Linked DNA regions of Homo sapiens: region 2 is linked to region 1. A link is a contact called in ENCODE Hi-C or POLR2A ChIA-PET data. All regions are on one chromosome and are shown on one strand. The core of a region is the stretch at or near the end of the contact, and the rest is flanking DNA. Distances in the headings are between cores, read along the strand shown. Region 1 holds the start of FAM136A (family with sequence similarity 136 member A). Region 2 has its middle 78 kb from the start of FAM136A.

What was found. Hi-C counts contacts between places; a loop is a spot of excess contacts on that map. ChIA-PET counts read pairs that join two places held with the same protein, here RNA polymerase II (POLR2A).
Region 2: a loop to region 1 is called in a map of PC-9, with 12 times the contacts of the local background. The contact joins the enhancer-like site here to the promoter of FAM136A in region 1. A Hi-C loop is called at or near these places in 1 of 168 maps with a recorded cell type or tissue (PC-9). POLR2A ChIA-PET finds 5 or more read pairs at or near these places in 1 of 52 experiments (H1).

What each region holds. Positions count from the first base shown.
Region 1 is chr2:70,299,175-70,305,028 of GRCh38, reverse strand. It overlaps FAM136A (family with sequence similarity 136 member A), which reads left to right and starts at 2,962. Exons shown (of 3, transcript NM_001329752.2): 1 at 2,962-3,425; 2 at 4,049-4,189. The coding sequence starts at 3,018. RefSeq lists silencers at 840-969, 2,773-3,042 and enhancers at 2,728-3,676, 3,677-4,626.
Region 2 is chr2:70,377,131-70,383,177 of GRCh38, reverse strand. No RefSeq gene overlaps it. Among named protein-coding and RNA genes, the nearest start is that of FAM136A, 78 kb to the right of the region's middle. Within about 2 kb of position 1,782, at least 3 of the 41 ENCODE cell types and tissues checked have a DNase peak (open chromatin) inside an H3K27ac peak, as active enhancers do; they include PC-9, where a contact is called at or near this core.

The DNA of each region.
Region 1 (5,854 bases), core at 1,713-4,212:
GGTTCTGTCTGGCATTTTAGGAATAAGAGGGAGAAGTGAGTAGTTTCAGATTGTGCTATAAAGAAGAAAGAAAGAACTTTCTGTGGAATATGGGACATAAGTATAAACATTAAGTCAGTCACAATAGAGATTTCCTACTTTTTCTAGTCTGGAGTTAGCCCATCAGGATTGGAATTCCAGCTCCACCAGTTTATAAATGTGCAATCTCTGGCAAGTGGTTTCATCTCCCTAGGCCTCAGTTTTCTGCCCTGAGTGAGAGAAGAGAGGAGAGTAAAGTACCCACCTCATAGGGTGCTTTGTCATGGAAATTAAATGAGATCATCCCGTGGAAGGCACTTAAAACACTGTCTGGCACATTATTTAATAGTTGGTGTCGCCCTGATTCCAGCTGCTGCTGGGAGCCACTTGTAGTCGAGCTTGAAGTGAACAGGCTGTCTCAAGACCCTGAACTGTGATTTATGGGGAGATACTCACACTTGTACTCACTAGAGAGGGCCTGGCGCTGGAAGAACACAGCTTGTTTGGTTGCTTGCTTGCTTGCTTGCTTGCTTGCTTGCTTGCTTTTATTTTTTATTTTATTTTTTTTGAGACAGAGTCTCACTTTGTTGCCCAAGCTGGAGTGCAGTGACGTGATCTCAGCTCGCTGCAACCTCTACCTCCCGGATTCAAGCGATTCTCCTGTCTCAGCCTCCCAAAGTAGCCAAGACTACAAGTGCCTGCCACCACGCCCGGCTAATTTTTGTGCTTTTAGTAGAGATGGGGTTTCACCATGTTGGCCAGGCTGGTCTCAAACTCCTGAACTCCTGACCTCAGGTGATCCACCTGCCTCAGCTCCCCAAAGTGCTGGGATTACAGGCGTGAGCCACCGTGCCCAATCAAAACATAGCTTTCTTCAAAGAAGCTTGGGTTGAGTCAAACTCCCCACTGCCCTAAACTAGAGTTCTCCTGCCATCTAGCGCCCAATGGCAGAAAATCGTTAAATTCTAATGACGGCCCCATTCCTTTGTTCCTCCCCCACCCCCACCTTGCACCCCCATGCCTGACATGGCTTTCTCTTCAGCCCCATATGCCAAGCAAACACCCACTCATTTCAATTCAATTCAAAGCCTCAATTCAAGCCTTATCTCCTCTAAGAAAACTTTCCTGAGGAACCCGGATGGCTCACTCCCTCCTTGCCAGCCTGGACCACCTCCTCCAGCACACCTCTTCCAACACTGCCCCTTCCCCTTCTCCACGGAGTGTGTTTCCCTTCTCCACTGACACTCCCCTCTGGACCCGCACCCCTAGCTAATGTATTCGATAAATGAATGCACACGACAGTACTGTTATGGGTGGGACAGTGAGGCATTCCAAAAAAAAAACTGCTCCAGGAATTCAGAAACAGTTTCATGTTGCTGGCATGTAAGTGCTTCATTGATGACTGCTTCATTGATGATCTGTAGCCCCTGCTTTGTCTCTGAAGTTCATTTTTTATGAGAAATAAATGCATAAACATACATCTACCCTGTGATCCAACAATCCCATTTCTAGATATTTACCCAAAAGAAAAGAAAATCTGTGTCTACAAAAGACTTGGTCCAGGACTGGGTGGTGGTGCATACCCGTAATCCCTTTGATAGGCAGAGGCAGGAGGATAGCTTGAGGCCTGGAGTTTGAGACCAGCCTGGACAACATAGCAAGATCCCATCTCCAAAAGAAAAAAAAAATGGTCAAGGATGTTCATAGTCACCACTTTATTCATAATAGCTACTAAGTGGAAAAGACCCAAACACCCATCAGCAGGGGAATGGATCAACAAATGTGGGCCGGGACCGATGCCTCATGCCTGCAATCTCAGCACTTTGGGAGGCCGAGGTGTGTGGATCCCTTGAGCTCAGGAGTTGGAGACCAGCTTGGCTAACATGGTGAAACCCCGTGTCTACAAAAAAAAAAAAAAAATTAGCCAGACGTGGTGGCACATGCCTGTAATCCCAGCTACTCGGGAGGCTGAGGCATGAGAATCACTTGAACCAGGGAGGTGGAGGCTGCATGAGCCGAGACCACATCACTGCACTCCAGCCTGGGTGACAGAGTAAGACCCTGTCTCAAAAAACAACAACGACAAATGTGGTATGTCCATTCAATAGAATACTACTCAGCAGCAAAAAAGAACCAACAACACAGCTCAATCTCGAAAGCATTAGGCTAAGTATTTTTCAGCAATATGCTAAAAAAGCCAGACAGAAAAGGAGTACTTATTGGATAATAACATACATATGACATTCTAGAAAGAGAAAATGTAATCTACAGTGACAGAAGCAGACCAGTTAGGGCAGGGGTGGGGAGATGGGGTAGAAAGGACGGAGATTGGGACAAGACAGAGTTTGGGTTTTTATTGTTGTTTAGAGACAGAGTCTCACTCTGTCGTCCAGGCTGGAGTGCAATGGCGTGATTTCGGCTCACTGCAACCTCTCCCTCCCGGGTTCAAGCAATTCTCCTGCCTCAGCCTCCCAAATAGCTGGGACTACAGGCATGTGCCACCACACCCGGCTAATTTTTGTATTTTTAGTAGGGACGGGGTTTCGCCAGGTTGGCCAGGCTGGTCTCAAATTCCTGAGCTCAGGTCATCCACCTGCCCACGGCCTCCCAAAGTGCTGGGATTACAGGCGTAAGCCACTGCGCCCGGCGGACAGGGTTTGTTAAAACTCATCAAGCAGCACGCCTAAGATCTGGGCATTTATCTGTATGTAAATTACATTAAATAATTTTAAAGAATGTAAAGGGAGGGACATGGGAGGGAGGAGGAAAGGCAGGCAGCAGCCGCAGGGCAGGTGTCCCAGTGACCGGTTCCCAAGCGGGAGGAGGGCGGTGGGCTCGCGGACACCAGCATGCAGTGGCTCCGTTCGGCCGCCAGGGGGGGGCGTGGGCCCTGGAAGGGCAGGCGGCGAAGGGCGGCGAAGGGCGGTGAGGGGGCGGGCCCGTACGCCGATTCCATATGGGCGCCGGCGCGGAGCGCCGCGGGGCAGCGCGGGGTCGCCATGGCTGAGCTGCAGCAGCTCCGGGTGCAGGAGGCGGTGGAGTCCATGGTGAAGAGTCTGGAAAGAGAGAACATCCGGAAGATGCAGGTAGCGGGGCTGGGGCCGAACCAGGACCCCCTTCTCAGCGGGTGGGTTCCGGGCCCTTCCCTCAGCCACCACGCGACGCCTTGCACTGCAGCCGCGTCCCCGCAGACCGGGTGTGGGCGGCCCTGGGGTCGCCGGGGCGGCCTCGGACAGGACTTCGGAAGCTTTGGCGGATCGGATGAAATCCGTGTGCCCTTGCCGTGCGCGAGGCTGTTTTCCGCCCCTTCCAGCCCGGGGCAGGAGCGTCCTCGGCGGCAGGTGGGAAGCCCCTGGTGGCAGGCGCTCGCCCCACCACCTTCCCCTCTTACGCGGCCCCTTCCGCAGGTGAGCGGCCCGAGGCCCAGCAGAGGCGCTGCCAACGTGAAAGACCAGAAAGGCGAGGACTTCCGGCCTCCCCGTTGGCCAGGTCATGCCTGCTTCTCTTGCGCCCAACCTCGCTTCACACAGCGCGGGTTTCTACACTGTTCTTCTCTGAGCCCCGCAATGCCTCTGTGTGTTTCGGTCCTGCTTCTCTCACGGAGTATGCGTTTCCCAGATAGTGCCCCTTGAGTCATTGATTAGTGGGTCGGCTGCCCTCTGGTGGAATTTGTATTGCTAGGTTGCTGACCTCTGAACCCCATGGAAGAGGCTCCTGGTTTTCAGAATTTGGCTTCGTCAGACCACCCTACCCTCACCCACTCGGGCGAACCTCTGTTCACCCAACCATCGGTGCAACAGGTGCCGATGAGCTAGCAGCAAGGACACCATGAAACACTACACTAGACATTGAGGATAATTTTCCCCAGTGGTGGTTTTAAGGTCCTGGTGTCTATTCTCAGGGAAGGTGAAAGCAGAAGGTGGAGAGAGAGGTGCAAATATCCACGTGGCCTTCTAACTCCTGTAGTGCTCCATAGTCATCTCTGTCCCCAGAGACTTTCCTACCTAACCTCTCTGCCCTTTCTCCCCAGGGTCTCATGTTCCGGTGCAGCGCCAGCTGTTGTGAGGACAGCCAGGCCTCCATGAAGCAGGTGCACCAGTGCATCGAGCGCTGCCATGTGCCTCTGGCTCAAGCCCAGGCTTTGGTCACCAGTGAGCTGGAGAAGTTCCAGGTGAGAAATATCCTAGACAGAGCACTGTAGTCCTTGATACAGACTTTTGCAGGAGATGACAAGCATTTGTTCAAAACTCTTGGCTTTAGTGTCTTGGTTCTGTTAACAGTTGTGATACTGATGGCCAACCAGTTTTCACAGGGTTTGAAATTTTGGAAAAAGTCTTGGCGGTCGAGTGCCTTAAGTTGAACATCATTTCCTATAGAAATGATGTAGGCCGAGCGCGGAGGCTCATGCCTGTAATCCCAGCACTTTAGGAGGCTGAGGCAGGTGGATCATGAGAGCAGGAGATCAAGACCATCCTGGCCAACATGGTGAAACCCCGTCTCTACTAAAATACAAAAAATTAGCCAGGCGTGGTGGCACGCACCTGTAGTCCCAGATACTAGGGAGGCTGAGGCAGGGGAATCTCTTGAACCCAGGAGGTGTAGTTGCAGTGAGCCAAGATCGCGCCACTGCACTTCAGCCTGGCAACAGAGCGAGACTCTGTCTCAAAAAAAAAGAAATGATGTAATGGGGAGTTACCAGGGGAGTTCATGACCAAGAGCCCTTATGCAGTTTGTTGGGGAGGAGGCGTTTGTTTGTTCCTTTTGACATAACCACCAAATACAGAATGTATACTGTGTAGTATAAAGTTTCCTGGCTGGACGCGTAGCTCGCGCCTGTAATCCCAACATTTTGGGAGGCCGAGGCGGGTGGATCACGAGGTCAGGAGTTTGAGACCGTCCTGGCCAACATGGTGAAACCCCATCTCTACTAAAAATACAGAAATTATCTGGGCATGGTGGCAGGTGCCTGTAATCCCAGCTACTCGGGAGGCTGAGGCAGGAGAATCGCTTGAAACTGGAAGGCGCAGGTTGCAGTGAGCCAAGATCGCATGCCATTGCGCTCCAGCCTGGACAACAAGAGCGAAACTCCGTCTCAAAAAAAAATAAATAATGTTCAGGCACGGTGGCTCACACCTGTAATCCCAGCACTTTGGGAGGCCGAGGCAGGCAGATCACGAGGTCAGGAGATCCAGACCATCCTGGCTAACACAGTGAAACCCCGTCTCTACTAAAAATACAAAAAATTGGCCAGGTGTGGTGGTGGGCGCCTGTAGTCCCAGCTACTCGGGAAGCTGAGGCAGGAGAATGGCGTGAATCCGGGAGGCAGAGCTTGCAGTGAGCCAAGATCACGTCACTGCACTCCAGCCTGGGTGACAGAGCGAGACTCCGTCTCAAAAAATAAATAAAATAAAAATAAAAAAATAAAGTTTCCTAAAACATATATTATTTTTAAAACAGCAGAATCTCTAGAAAGGTAGGATAGCCTTGAAAAGGTACAGATTCGAGGAACACCCTTCCACCATTTTGTGGACTTATACACCCACCCAGGACTGCCCCTAGTTGCTATACCCAGAGGGCAGCCCCTCTGTCACTAAGGAGCAGTCATTTATGTGAATCATTATTACTGTTGACTCACTGATTCCTGGCTCACAAGCCCCTCTGAGGTTACCAAAAGAGCTCCCTGTTTCCCTCTCTGGAGCAAAGAGTATCCACAACTTCATTTTACTCCCATCTTCTAAGTATATTTTTCTGGAACCTGGGGGAAGCAAGCCTACTTCCAAGCCAGCCTTTCATAGCCTGAGGTTCCATCCACATGGAAACTTATACATAATGTGAC
Region 2 (6,047 bases), core at 533-3,032, 79 kb before region 1:
TCAATCTAATCAGCTGCCAGCAAATATAAAGCAGGCAGAAAAACGTGAAAAGTGTGAGACTGGCCTAGCCTCCCAGCCTACATCTTTCTCCCATGCTGGATACTTCCTGTCCTCAAACATCGGACTCCAAGTTCTTCAGTTTTAAGACTTGGACTGGCTCTCCTTGCATCTCAAGTTTGCAGACAGCCTATTTTGGGAACTTGTGATCATGTAAGTTAATACTTAATAATATATATATAATATATATATAATCTCATATTCTGTCCCTCTAGGGAACCCTGACTAATACACCAGGAATTCAGTTTTTCAGGTTTCTCTGGGGTCCCCTTGGTCCAGAGGGGATCCATTCAGTTTCAGGTAGGTAGCGAGGGGGTGCTTAGGATTTTATTTTTGGTTTACACCTTATTTGTAAGGATTTAGCAAACATACAACTAAAAGTGAATGAATAAATGATCCTGACAAGTTTGCTCCACACTAGTCCCCATCCTCCATGGAACTAGGAATGCCCATGGGCCCTTCATCTCCTTGAGACTGAGTTCCCAGAGGCTGCTCCACAGGCAACCCAAGGAGTGCAGGAGGTATTTGCCCTGTTTTTTGCATGTAAGATTTATCTGCTAGAAGTCAATGATAATAGTTAATATCCATGTTGGTTTAATTAAAAGAATTAGTTTTTCTCCCATATAATTAAAATGAAACTTGATGTCAGAATACAGAAGCACTCTAGTAATATACATCCAATTAGATATCCAGGAGATTTCATAACAACAGAATGCTAAGAGTTCTGTGGAAAGAGAACAGGGTAGATACTCATTTGCAGTAACATTCCAGTTCTTTTTTCATTCATTAAGGAAAGGCTGCCCACTGGACAAATTCAGGAAGTTATTATTCTAATCAAGATAAAGACCCAGACCTGACACACTTATAATAGCCTTAGGAATGCCCAGGGCAGGATGAACCAACCCAACCTGCTAGGACAACAACTGAGGTAGAGACCCAGGTGTGGGAAAGGTTTAAATGTAACCGCCACAGCCTGGATGAGGACAGGAAGTCCCAATCCTATACTGGAATGGGTGAGAACATTCTACCAGGGCCACACTTCCTGCTGCACCCAGTGTCAGCTCGATCCCCCAGGGCATGCAGATGAGGTCGGCAGCACAGCCCTGCCCTGCCCTTGTGGAGATGACAGCACAGGGAAGAGGAGATTAATGCCGGGGACTATCAGAAAGCAATCCAGACTGCGTGTGAGCAAGTGTTGGGTAGAAACTCTGACCACACACACCAGAAATGCAGAAAAGACAGTGATGAGTGGACGGGATTGCCCAGAGGAGCCTCACCAAGAGGGAAAAACTGAAACTGGGCGTTCAAGGGACAGATAAGGACTTCCTGCAGCAGAGAAGAGAATGGCAAAAGAAAAAAGGAAAAGAGAAAGAGATTTCTTTATAAAATGGAGTCACATCTAAAGAGTTGGTGGGAGTTTTCTATGTCATAGGTTATTATAGAAACTTCATGAGGGCTTAGTATATTCTCTCCCCCAACTTTCTCACTCTCTCTTTCTCACTCTTTCTCAACTGTTGATATGCATTTTGTCCAGTTATGAAACCAGAGGGCATCATTCTATAAATTAGAACTTTCAGGAGAGTAGAGGCAAACCTCTGAGGTCATTCAGAGTCATTTAAACATTGTCATTAGCAAGTAAGGGTGACTCACTACAACCTCTCATAGGCAGGTAGATTGGGTCCAAGAGGGTCGTGATTCATTCTTCCTCACCCCAGAAATCAGTCTCCCTAGCAGGGCAGGAAGTGGCCCCTGCCTTCTCCAGGACAGTTGACCAGGGACTTCCAGTAGGTTTCATGAGCCTGCTCAGCAGCCCTCTCCTGAAGGCCACTAAGACTTACTGTAAAGGGTGCAGCTCAGAAGGGGAGATCCTCATCACCTCTGGAGAATTCAAGAATGAGGCATCAAGCCAGAATTCATTATACCCTTCCCCACCTTCCACAAAACTTCTTTCCCTGAATGTTTCATAGGTTCAAAATGTAAGTCCCAGAAAGTTGACCACATGGATGGGCCTTATAAATGAACTGTTTCAGACATTAAAGAAGGTCTAAATAAATGGAAAAATTCCCTGCTTATGGGTCAGTAGACTTAACACTGATAAGATAGTGAAACTCCCCAAACTGATCTGCAGGTTCAACAAAAACCCTATCAGAATCCCAACTGATTTCTTCGTAGGAATCAATAACGATTGTAAAATTCATATGGAGTTTCAAGGGACCCAGACTAGCCAAAACAGTACTGAAAAATAACAAAGTAGGAGGACTACACTTCCTGATTTCAAAACTTACTACAGAGGTTCCTGGTTACTATAAAGCAATCAAGACAGTGTAATACTAGCACAGGAATAGACATGTCGATTAATGGAGTAAGATTAACAGCCCAGGAAGAAACCCATACATCTATGATCAACTGATTTTCTACGGGGGTACCAAGATTGCTATGTGGGGAAAGAAGAGTCTTTTCAACAAACAGCACTGAGTAGACACAGGCAAAACAATGAAGTTGGATCCTTCCCTCACACCATATGCAAAAATTAATTGGTCATTAGGAAATGTAAATCAAAACTGCAATGACATACCACTTAATACCTATGAGGATGGCTATAATAACTTTTTTTTAAAAAACAGAAGATAAGTATTGATGAGGATGTGGAGGAATTAGAACTCTCATGCATTACTGGTGGGTATGTAAAATAAAGCAGCCACTATAGAAAACAGTTTGGCAGTTCCTTTAAAAGTTAAATATAGAATTACCACATGACCCATCAATTCCACTCCCGTGTGTGTGTGTGTGTGTGTGTGTGTGTGTGTGTAATGTATATATGTGTGTATAAATATGTACAAAGTTTGTATATATATATAATATATATACACACATACATACAAGAGGAATGAGAACATATACCCACATAAAAACTTGTACACGGATATTTATAGCAGCATTATTTATAATATCAAAAAGGTGGAAACAACCCAAATGTCCGTCAATGGATGAATATATCAGCAAATGGCACTATATACATACAATGGAATATTCAGCCATAGAAAAAGCAATGAAGTAACTTGGATGAATCTCTAAAACACTACGCTAACTGAAAGAAACCAGGCACAAAAGGTAACATACTAGAATATTCCTTTTATATAAAATAGCCAGAATAGGCAAATTCATCAAGACAGAAAGCAGACTAGTGGTTAACAGGGGATTTGTGGAGGGGGCTAATAGAGATTATTTCATGGATACAGGTTGTTCTTCTGGGGTGGTGAAAAAGTTTTGAAACTAGAGAGAGGTAGTGGTTCACAACATTATAAATGCACTAAATACCACAGAATTGTACATTTTAAACTGGTTAATAGTGTGTTACATAAATTATACCTCAATTTTAAAATATTAACTCAAAAGGGAGGAAAGATCTAAATGTAAGAGCTAAAGTCTGAAAGTAAGGGCCCGGGGCCAGGAGCCTTGGCTCATGCTTGTAATACCAATGTTTTAAGAGGCCCAGGCAGGAGGGTTGCTTGAGGCCAGCAGTTTGAGATGTTGCCTGGGCAACATAGCGAGACCCTGTCTCTACAAAAGATTTTAAAGCTAGCCAGGCATGGTGGTGCACACCTGTAATCCCAGCTACTGAGGAGGCTGAAGCAGGAGGATCACTTGAGTCCAGGAGTTTGAGGTTACAGTGAGCTATAATCATGCCACTGCAATCATGTTGCTCTGGGCAACAGAGCAAGACCCTGTCTATATTAAAAAACTTATGACTCAATGTAAAAAGACTAATTATCCAATATTAAAATGGGCAAAAAAATCTGAATACCCATTTCTCCAAAGAAGATATGCAAATGGCCAATATGCATATCTATAAATGCTCTAGATCATTAGTCATTAGGGAAATGCAAACAAAAACCTTAACACCACTTCGCACCCACTAGGATGACTATGTTTAAAAAAAAAAAAAAAGTGTTGGCCAGGATGTGGAGAAATTGGAACCCTCATACGGTCAGGCAATTCCTCAAATGATTAAACAGAGTTATTGTATGATCCAGCAACTCCACTACCAGGTATATACCAAGAGAATGAAAACACCCCCTCACAAAAACTTGCACACAAATATTTACAGCAACATTGTATAAGAGAAATGAAAACATATACCCACAAAGAAACTTGAAAACAAATGTTTATAGCAGCATTATTCATTATAGCCAAAAGGTAGAAGCAACCTGAATGTCCACCTGATGAATGGATAAACAAAATGTAGCATATACATACAATGGAATGATAGTCATAAAAAGGTATGAAGTGATGATACATGCTACAACACACATGAACCTTGAAAACATGCTAAGTGAAAGAAACCAGGCACAAAGGCCACATATTATATAATCCCATTCATATGCAAGTCTGGAATAGAGAAATTTACAGAGACATATCAGTGCTTTTTGAAGGCTGGGGTCGGGGGAAAAGATGGGGTGATAGTTAAAGAGTAGGGGGTTTCTTTTGGAGGCAAAGGCTCTAATACTGGCTGTGATGATGGTTGCACAACTCTGCACATACTAAAGCCCAGTGAATTGTATACTTTAAATGGACAAATTGCATGGTATGTTAATTATATCTCAATCAAACTTTTTTAAAAATTAAGGCTCCAGTCTGGGCATGGTGGCTCACACCTATAATCTATGATTCCAACAATGGGAGGCCAAGGTGGGCAGATTGCTTGAGCCCAAGAGTTCGAGACCAACCTGGGAAACATAGCAAAACTTCATCTCTACAAAAAATACAAAAATTATCTGGGCGTAGTGGTACAACACACCTGTAGTCCCAGCTACTTGGGAGGCTGAGGTAGGAGGATTGCTTGAGCCTAGGAGGTCAAGGCTGCAGTGAGCTGTGATCCCTCCACTGCACTCCAGCCTGGGCAACAAGAGCAAGACCCTGTCCCAAATAAAAATAAATTGAGGCTCCATTCCTCCCCTACACGTCTATATACACATGCAAAGCCATGCTGTCTCCAGATCTACACCTGGAACTTTTCAAAACTGGGTTAGTCCATTCCCTGATTTTGGGGAACTGATCTTGAGATTTCTGGGCCCTTCTGACAGTTCGAGGTAATTGGCCGTTTACACACAAGGGCAAAGTAGTATTTGATAATTACTAAAGCCACAGTCCTGAATCACAGGAGTTAGGAGTTTGGGAAAACATCAACCACCCAACAGCCAGGTTTCCATGAAAGGAGGCCTCAGCTTCTGATAATCTCCAGCCCATTCTTAGTACATTCCACTTGTCTCTAGCTTCTCCTTTCCCATTTTGGCAAATTTCCCTCCGTCTCCCGTCTCCCAGCCTAACAGATTCTTGACTCTGAGAAAAAGCAAGCACATGCCCACCACCCCCTTTCCAATCAAGCTCAACTGCCTCCAGCCCCCTGCTCACATGTAAAGCCCAGCTGAACTCTGATCTGAGTTAAAAAGCTTTGTGTGTGCTAACAAGCTGTGGGTTTTTGCCTTTTTTCCACCAGCTCAGATTACCTGGTTTCCAAGTGGGCCAACTCTGGGAGAAACTCTTCCAATCAATGCCTTCAGTTGAGGTCTAAATGTCCATGCCTCTTACTCCAAAGGAATAAGAAACCAGAGGAAAAACACATTGCAACACAGTTATTACATTAGTTCTTTATAGCCAAGGTCTCCAGCTTGGAGGTGGGGTGGGGAGGGGAATGAAAGGTTTTCGTATTTGATGAATAAATGCCTTGTAGTCCCCTTTGGTTTTTCTTTAAAAAACTCCAAACATGTAGCAAATATTCTCTCGGTCCTGCACGTGGCACCCCCTCCTCTGGAAGAGAGGTTGAAAAGTAAAATCCATTTTACAGATACAGAAATGGAGGCAACAAGCCACCTGATAACTTTCTTGACTCCCAAACAAGTTCTAAGGCTACAACTTTCACCATCAAATTTACTTTCCACTTCAAATGTTCCTCTTAGACTCCCACTATCTGCTTTTCCAAGACAAATCCT